2 separate regions of the Homo sapiens genome follow, and region 2 is linked to region 1. A link is an interaction called in ENCODE POLR2A ChIA-PET data of the cell type or tissue named here. Cell type or tissue: PC-3. All regions are shown on one strand. Links, peaks and the distances in the headings refer to the core of each region. The heading gives the core; the rest is flanking DNA. Region 1 overlaps BCL2 (BCL2 apoptosis regulator). Region 2 has its middle 22 kb from the start of SERPINB5.

Region 1 (4,397 bases), core at 173-4,172:
TTGAGCTGATGGTAGGCACCAAATGGAAGCAGCTAGATCCCCCTCTGCTGCAAGCATGAGAAACGCTGCAAAGGCTGAATCGAAGAAGGGAAAGTAACCAGAAACAAAAGACTGCATTCCAATTTCCCTGAACATTTTTGACACAGAAAGCAGTAGAGTATACTAGTTTTCAAAATGCAATATATTTCAGTCTCTACTAAGCAATCTTGTGTCTTTATGAACACATATCCAGAGAAGCAGCACAGGATAAAGAAATATCTACGGGATTCCCAACCCAGGGAATGAATATCAGCTCTTCCTGTGCTTATTGGCTCGTACACACCTTTGTTGGGCGAACTTTCTTCTTTACATGGGCATAAACAAATAACTAACAGTGTGTGTGGGGAGGAAAGTAGGGAGAAGTTGGAATACAATATCTGCCTTGCTTAGGGTTGTTGTGAAGATCAAATGGGCCAACAGATATGGAATTTTTTTTTAGAAACTTTAAAATCCTACGTAAAGGCAAGAAACCACTGTCATTTTTTTCACCCGGAAAAAAATTCTATGAAAACTGCCTTTCATAATTGAATTCTTTCCTCAAATATACTTTTATTAACTGATAGTTAATAAAGATTTATCACACGGTGAATTCTAACAAAAATAGTTTTTAACCAGACAATTTTTTAAAAGTGAAATAAGAAAAAATATATATTTGTATAAGGTCAGGTGAGGTGACCCATGCCTGTAATCCCAGTACTTTGGGAGGCGGAGGCAGGAGGATTGCTTGAAGCCAGGAGTTTGTGACCAGCCTGGGCAACAAAGTGAGATCCTGTCGCAAAAAAAGATAAGACAGACATTATCTAGGTGTGGTGGCATGCACCTGTAGTCCCAGCTACTCAGGAGACTGAGGTGGGAGGATCACTTGAGCCCCGGAGTTCGAGGCAGCAGTGAACCGATATGGTGCCACTGCACTCCAGCCTGGGCAACAGAGCAAGACCTTATCTCCAAAAACAAACAAATAAACAAACAAACAAAAAACACAAAAAAGCATTTATATATAACCAGAACAATGACCACATTCTTTCCAAGTTGTACAGAAAGACCAGCAAAGCTGAGGAAGAACTGAGCCATGTTCTAAAGCATTCAGTCAATCATTACCTCTTCCAAAAAATCTCTCCACTCTAGTCCTAATCATTGTGCAAAGCTAGCAATTTCTTGCCGTTCCCACTACCATTCCTCTAGGTCAGGCACTTGATCTCTTGCCCGTTTGCTGAAAGAGCCTTCTATCTGGTCACTGATTTCTCCCCCGTCTCATTAACGGTCTGGAGTGGAGTCAGGGTGACGTATCTGAAACAAACTCTTCCAGGGTGGGCCACCTCTAGCATCATCTTTCTGACCCACCCACTTGCACTCTCCACTCCAGCCAGGCTGAACTCCTCAGCTCCTGCAGTCCACCATGTGGCCGCTTGCCTCTGGCCTTTGTTCCTGAAGTTCTGCCTGGGGCCACACTTGGTTCCTCCCACCCACTTCACTACATTGATTCCTGCTCATCCTTCAGGCTTCAGTCCCCTTCCTGGGAAGACTTCCTTGACTCCAATAAATGCCACCACTATTGCTGCATCTCTTCTCATAGCTTTAAACATGCTCTCCTGCAGCTGATGTTGAATGGTCTTCACTCCCCCAGACCAAGCTTGTCCAATCCATGGCAGGCTTTGAATACAGCCCAACACACATTTGTAAACTTTCTTAAAATATTATGAGGTTTTTTTGTGCTTTTTTTTTTTTTTTAGCTCATCAGCTATCATTCGTGTTAGCGTATTTTACGTGTGGCCCAAGACAATTCTTCTTCTTCCAATGTGGCCCAGGGAAGCCAAAAGATTGGATAGCACTGCCCTAGACTATCAGCCACGCCGCTCTGGCTCTCACTTCCCACTTCCCCAGGGCCTGGCTCAATATTTTTTTAAAAGTATGGTATAAATGAATAACTGATCTCTTGTTCTGTCTGCTTTAATCATGTGACTGAGTGCAAAAAAACAATTACCCACTTAAAAACACAGAGATGCAAGTGAATCCTTTGCCATAACAATGAGCCCACTCTTTATCAATACCCTGTTGTGCCAAACAGGTAGAGAGGTTTTAAAAAAGAGTCAAGTATCCCAACTCATATTAAATTTCCCCATATTCTCCATATTTTAAAAGCACTGGTTTAGTCATGGGTGATGCCCTTTAAGTATTCCGTACAAAAGGTATTTTCAAATTCCAATGACATGTACTTTCATCGGTTAATTTTTAATTGAGCCAAATATTAAATGTTCACATTAACCAGACAAAGCATTTTTAGCTACTGATTTGCAGTGACAGCTTGTGTTATTCTCACACACAGGCCAAGCATGAAATAGAAAACTAATAACCCCTTAACTGTATTCTCAAAGTATCATTTATGGGAAAGAAAACTACATTCAAAGGAAACTTGTGCAATGGCTGTCATTTTTTTCCCTGAGCCACAAGCTGTTACAAAGCAGGAGAGCTCATTTTCTCACAGATACGGACAAGCTCAAGAATCCCACTGTCACTGGATGTATTCATTAAGAAGGAATCTGGCAGCAGCACAGGGGACAGATACTTTGGAGAACAGGCCAATTATCTGGGTGTCCTTTATAATTTGAAGTTTCTGAATTCACTCATAGATAAGCTGCTTGAAGAGGGCCTGGCAATGGGAACATAATGCACAGATGGCCACTGAAGAAACAAGAGGGAGGAAGGGAGGCTGGAAGAGAGAAGAGAATTTGCTTGTGGTTTCATTCATGGGGACAAATCTACAAGCTGACACATTCATCTTTTTAAAAAGCCCCTGGAGAAGTATGGTCAAGCTTCACTACAAGTAAACAAATCAAAATCTTTCTCAAACAGATGACAACTGATGAGCAACAATGCTTTGAGTTTGCTTCATGCTAACGGATGAGGGTTCTCAAAATACAAATTCCATCAGTTGTTAAAACCACAGATAGGCTGTGATGCTGGCTTGAACCAGAATAGAGAACTCAGCCAAAAGCTGCCAGGCCAATGGTTTTATGTAAGACATCCCAGGTGGTCTTCTTGTTGAGCAGTGTCTTTAGAAATGGAATCTTAGGTTCTGTCGCCTCTGGGAATGCCGCACTGTACTGACTTCCACCTTCAATTGGCTGCTTATTTTTATGGGAGAAGAACGAGGGGATCATTTATCCTTGTGACTTTTGTGCTGCAGTTCTTTTTATATTTGAGCTACAACACTGATCAGAGTTAAAATCCACCTTGCTCCCACTGTGAGAACCTTGGGCCAGCCCTGCTTTCTATAATGATGGGGTGATGAATAATCTCAGCCTTCAAAACCTTTTCAGTCTGGGTTAGGCTTGAGATGTGAAACAAAAGGAATGAGAGCAACTAGGCATATGTACATACACTGTGTGTCTACAACCTTCGTATAAACAGATAGAATGTGACAACCAGCAGGCTGGTATCTATATTAGCATTAAGGACCAATAAATGTCAAATGTTTAATATAGAGCAAAATCTAGATTTCTCTTCAGGAATAAATGATATACTTTTTCAATTCAATGAAAAGGATGAAATCAAAACACTTAATAGGTATTTTTCTTCTTTCATTTCTATTAAATATTAATGAACCTGTAGGATGGGACATTTCAGACACACACACACACACACACAAACACACACTATAATAAAAGAAGTAGGAGAAAATTAGCTGCTTAGGATGAATTGCTCAGAATGCCCTAACATAATCATTTTATTCATTCATTCAATAAACAGTCATTGTGTGTGCCTATTACCTACTATGCTTGGTGCCAGGTTGAATTTAATAGAAGAAATATTTTATTAATAAGGAAGTCTCAATGAGAAAGGACACCTTGATTTTGTAAGACCTAGAGTCACACATAGAGGATACTATTAGGATATTTGGAACAATACTAATTTGACTCAAGTTGAAGTACTCATTAAGTTGGCAAACTGGTAGTGGGAAGCCAAGCTTTGAACAGCAAAGCTGCAGGTTAACCACCTTAACCCAATCCATGCAAGTCTACAGATTACCTTTGGGAAAAGGTGGGGTGCAAACAACAGTCGCAAACTAAGACAGCATCAGCAGTAGCATTTAGGACCACTTAGGGCAATGAAAGAAGGCAAAAGAGAAACCTACATGATTCGAGGGGAAAGACATATTATGGTTCAACCTCAATTTTTCTCTTGAGATCCAGATCCTTATGTCTAAGGCTTACTGGGCATTTCCACTTGGATATCCTACTGGAATGTCCAAAATGAAATTCATCACATGTACGCCACAAAGCAGTAACTGTTGTTATCTTTCCTTTCCCTCTGGAAGACAGTATCATTTTTTGAGGCAGCCAGGATGGCACTTGAGTCCT
Region 2 (4,397 bases), core at 97-4,096, 150 kb after region 1:
TTTTTTAGGGTTGTCTTGCTGCATTTTGTTGCAGCCCACAATGCATTGCAATCCTAGTCAGCTCTGGGGCTCTTCAAGTATTTGATTTATGACCTAAATAAAAACTGGGCAGGCTGATAAGAACAGACAAAACGAGCTATTTTGCAGGCTAGTAAACTTTCATCTTAGACTACACTTCTTTGGTTTGGGTGAGGGCAATAAAGGGGTGGAGAAGTGGGGGAGGGGGAGGCAGACAAGCAGGAATTGGCTATCCAAGCAGGGGCCTAGTATATCCTGTTTGCTATGTAGTTTGCTGACCTAAGCCTGAGGGGGGAAATTAAAGAAAAACAAAATTAAAAAGAAAGAGAAATAAGTTTTCCTGTTTTAGGCTAACTTTTCCCAGAGGCAGCAACAGGCACAGCCCAGACCCAGGAAAAGTTTTGATAATATTATCTAATGTGCTCTGGAGACTCTCCCAGCACTCCTTCAACATAGGGAAAAGAAAACAAATTTTCCTTTGTTTTACAGAGTGAGTTTATAGATTCCTGTTCTCTGTAACTAGTGACTTCAAGTATTCTGTTTTATCTAAGAAGTACAACGAAGGTCATGAGAAGCCTAAGCAGGCCTGAACTACAGCTGCCTGGGCACCATAGCGAAGGTTATAAGATAAGCTTGTGTGTGCCCAGGCAAACCTAGATAACGGACATCTGGGTTGCTTGGCAATGGTCATGGCAATCCTGTCTTTGTCCTGCCTCTGTATCCCTGCTTTCACGCCACTGTAAGCTTGCTTCAAGCTAGCCCACCCCCTTCTATGAAGTGTGTATGAAAGTCAAGTACTGTCTTTGTTCCGGGCCCAGTCTTTTGGACGTCAGTCAGGTGGGCCTGAGTGCACTCAATAAAGATTCTCCTCTTTCAACCCGAGGTCTCTCTCGTCCTCCTGAATCCCACAACAAGCCAATTCAAGGCACTTTGTCTTGGAAATGGGTCACTGTATATATTATTTCCTTCAGCGTTACGCATTGACATACTTCCGGGGCCTTGCATCCCTTCCCCTGTGATTCTTCCCTTGGCATGAGCTGTCCACATGTGCAGTGACCTGTCAGCACTTGGGAGGGGCCACACGTGCAGCGTATTTACTGGGGTTCTGCACATGCTCACTTGAGGTGTTTTTCCCTCACCAATCAAGCGTTCTTCCCTTAACAGTCTAGCGTTCCCAGAGGAAGGTCATATGCTAGTTAAACTCCGCCATTTTGCCTCTTCGTGTGCATGCTTGAGCCCACTGGCCCAACTTCTGAGATCTTATTGGGAAGCTGCTGATTACCAGTGTGGTTTTTTCTTTTGCCTTTCCCAGGCAGTCTCCCAATAGATAGATAATTGCCTGCCTACAATTATTATTTTAGAGAGGCAGTTTAACAACGACCTGACCATCACCTGATGGCCGCCTGACATTCCTGGTGTGTGTGTTGGGGGGGCCCCTCTCCTGCCCTGCTCACCGTCTGACTAGCTACCTATTGTCATGTATTCTCCCCCATACATACCAGCGACTTCCACTTGCTGCAGGGATGGAGACTCCTTCCAGGAAGACCATTCAGTTCCTCCCAGACAGGTGCTTCCTAGAACTATTGGCCTCTTGTTTCTTCAAGTTGATTGTCAATCATTGTTCTGAATCTCAGTGGAACATCAATTCATGTGCCAAAATTGAAAGAAAATATTTAATCCCAAATCTTTTCCCTCGGCTCCTTCTTTGCAGTGTTTCGTAGCTGACACAATCTCTATAGAGGGATATTGACAGTGGCCCCATCATCTTTCCTTTACTTTGTGACATTGAAGAAAATGAAAATATTTCTCTGCAAAATATTGAAGGTTGTTGAGCTGAAGAAGGTTAAAATGCAGAGGGTGGATATTGAGGTTCCTTATGCTTACCTGATGGGAAGACAGTGATTCACAAGGACAAAAAGTCTTTCTCCCGTTTCCCTTCTTTTCCCACCTAAAGACAGAAGTAAATTCTGTCTTCACTGGAGATGGCCCTAGCTCTCATCAGCTCAGAAACTGGCTGCAGCAGGGCTAGGGGAATCTAGGAGCCAACTTTACTCCTTTCCCACAGTTTTCCCACCTTGAGAGACTGGAAATTTTGTTTCTCATCACTGCTCTAAGATTTATTGCTCTTTGATAAGATACTGTTTAAGCAAGGCCTCTAAGCCACTGATTTGGGACAGTTGCTTTCTCCTGCGTGATGGGCATGGCATGCATAAATAAAAATGCTTGGTTTTCTCTTGTTCATCTGTGTTTTGCTAAGAGGAATCTGTCCCAGCAACAAACTTAGGAGGGTTCAAAAAAGAAATGATTTTTTTTTTCTCCCCTTCCACATCGCCGGCTGCCAGACGACTTGGGAGAGGCTGTGGCCTTGACTCAGGCTTACTCACAGAGCGCCCAGGGCCTGGGGCTGTTTGGACACCGCCATTAACTGCCCCACCCATGGCTCCATTTACCCATGGATGAAGGAAGGGCTCTTTTCAATTAAATAGAGGAATCTTATCTATTTCCTGCATTCACAGAAGGTTTAATAGGGTACAGTTTTCTCAGTAGGTCACGACGCAAAAACTTTGATTTTGAAGGTAGACTCTGAGTTTGAAAAAGAGACTAATATTCTAGGTTTTAGATTTTTCAATAGTATTCCAGAATGATAGCTAGAATGCTACTGAGAAGAAGCCTTATGTTTGTGTGATGTATAATCGCACAATCAGCCACTCCCTGATGTGTCTGTGCCCAGTGTAATTTCTTCTTTCCTCCTTCACGGGGTCTGCAGTGACAGCTTCAACAAGATGGCTGAATGGCTGCTGGCTCCCCCACTCCATCTTCCATTAATGGTCTCCAGCATCACCTTGTATCATTCTTATCTTTTCTAGAGCCTCTAAAACAGCCCACAATTCATTCTGTCAAGGACTGTCTGGCAAAGCTCGGTTTTCCTCCCACCTGCAGCTGGTGCACTACTGGCGTTTCTGTATCACTCTGACTTTCCCTAAAGCATATATTTTAAAAATAGCAGCTTTATCGAGATGTAATTTACATACCATAAAGTTCCTTCCATTAAAGTATATAATTAAGGTTTTTTTTGTTTCATTTTGTTTTGTTTTTTGAGACGAAGTCTCACTCTGTTGCCCAAGCTGGAGTGCAGTGGCACGATCTCGGCTCACTGCAACCTCCACTTCCCTGGTTCAAGTGATTCTCCTGCCTCAGCCTCCCGAGTAGCTGGGATTACAGGCACATGCCACCGTGCTTGGCTAATTTTTTTATTTTTTGTATTTTTAGTAGAGATGTGGTTTCACTACGTTGGCCAGGCTGGTCTTGAACTCCTGACCTCGTGATCCGCCCGCCTCGGCCTCCCAAAGTGCTGGGATTACAGGCTTGAGCCACCGCGCCTGGCCTAATTAATTTTTTTAAAGTTTTTTCACAGAGTGTGCAACCATCACCACACTACCTAATTCCAGACATTTTTATTACTCCTAAAAGAAGCCCCATACCCATTAACAGTCACTTCTCATTTCACTCCAACCCCACCGCCACTCCAGTCTTTGGCAATCACTAATCTACTTTCTGCCTCCATAGATTTGCTTGTTCTGGGCATCTTGTATGACTGGAATCATACACTATGTGGCTTTGTGTCTGGCTTCTTTCACTTAGCATGATGTTTTCAAGTTTCATCCATGCTGTGGTACCTGTCGGTACTTCATTTGTTTTTGTGGCTGAGTAATACTCCATTGTATGAATGTGCCACATTTTATTCACCCATTGATCAGTCGATGTACATTTGGCCTGTTTCTATTTTTAGCTACTATAGATAATGCTGTTATGGGCATTCATGCCCAAGTTTTTGTGGACGTATTCTTCATTTTGGGGGGCATATATAGATGGGCAAAATGGCTGGGTCATATGGTAACTCTATGTAAAGAGTTCATTTGTTTTTCTTTTCGTTCATACATGATCCAGATGACAAGTTTAGATCAGTGCTTCTCAAACTTGACTGTGTAATGAATCACCTGGGGGTCTTGTTAAAAAGCAGGTTCCTGTTCATTAGGCCTGGGGTGGGTCCAAGGTTCTGCATTTCATCGTCAGCTCTCAGGTGATGTGGATCCTGTTTCTCTAAGGACCTCACTTTTAGTAACAAGGAGCTAGATAACTGTTTCCCACGAGAAGACCTCCTGTTAGGGGATTACTTCATATGACACTGAAAAGGTATAAATACATCATATCACTGTTTTGACAGTGATTGGTCTACCTGATGTTCTGTGTGGTCTGTATTTAAAGGACCAACTGAAGTGTCAAGTCACTTTAAAAGAGGGCTCTTACATGCTAGTGTTAATTCACCTCTGATTGTTTATTTTTGTTTTTATTTTATTTATGTTTTTTGAGACAGAGTC

Evidence for each region. ChIA-PET counts read pairs that join two places held together with the same protein. Peaks named below come from ENCODE experiments on the same cell type or tissue, not always from the same donor. Only the 100,000 strongest peaks of a DNase experiment are listed, where the experiment ranks them.
Region 2: POLR2A ChIA-PET joins it to region 1 with 5 read pairs; 2 of 35 experiments call an interaction of 5 or more read pairs at or near these places.

The regions. Positions count from the first base shown.
Region 1 is chr18:63,305,091-63,309,487 of GRCh38, forward strand. The region is part of intron 2 of BCL2 (BCL2 apoptosis regulator); the gene reads right to left. Among named protein-coding and RNA genes, the nearest start is that of BCL2, 12 kb to the right of the region's middle. In PC-3, for the core only: no CTCF peak of the experiment used is centred there; no DNase peak of the experiment used is centred there.
Region 2 is chr18:63,452,308-63,456,704 of GRCh38, forward strand. No RefSeq gene overlaps it. Among named protein-coding and RNA genes, the nearest start is that of SERPINB5, 22 kb to the right of the region's middle. RefSeq lists an enhancer at 2,159-2,682. In PC-3, for the core only: no CTCF peak of the experiment used is centred there; DNase peaks (open chromatin) are centred at 144 and 2,414; H3K4me3 peaks cover 1,265 bases; H3K27ac peaks cover 4,000 bases.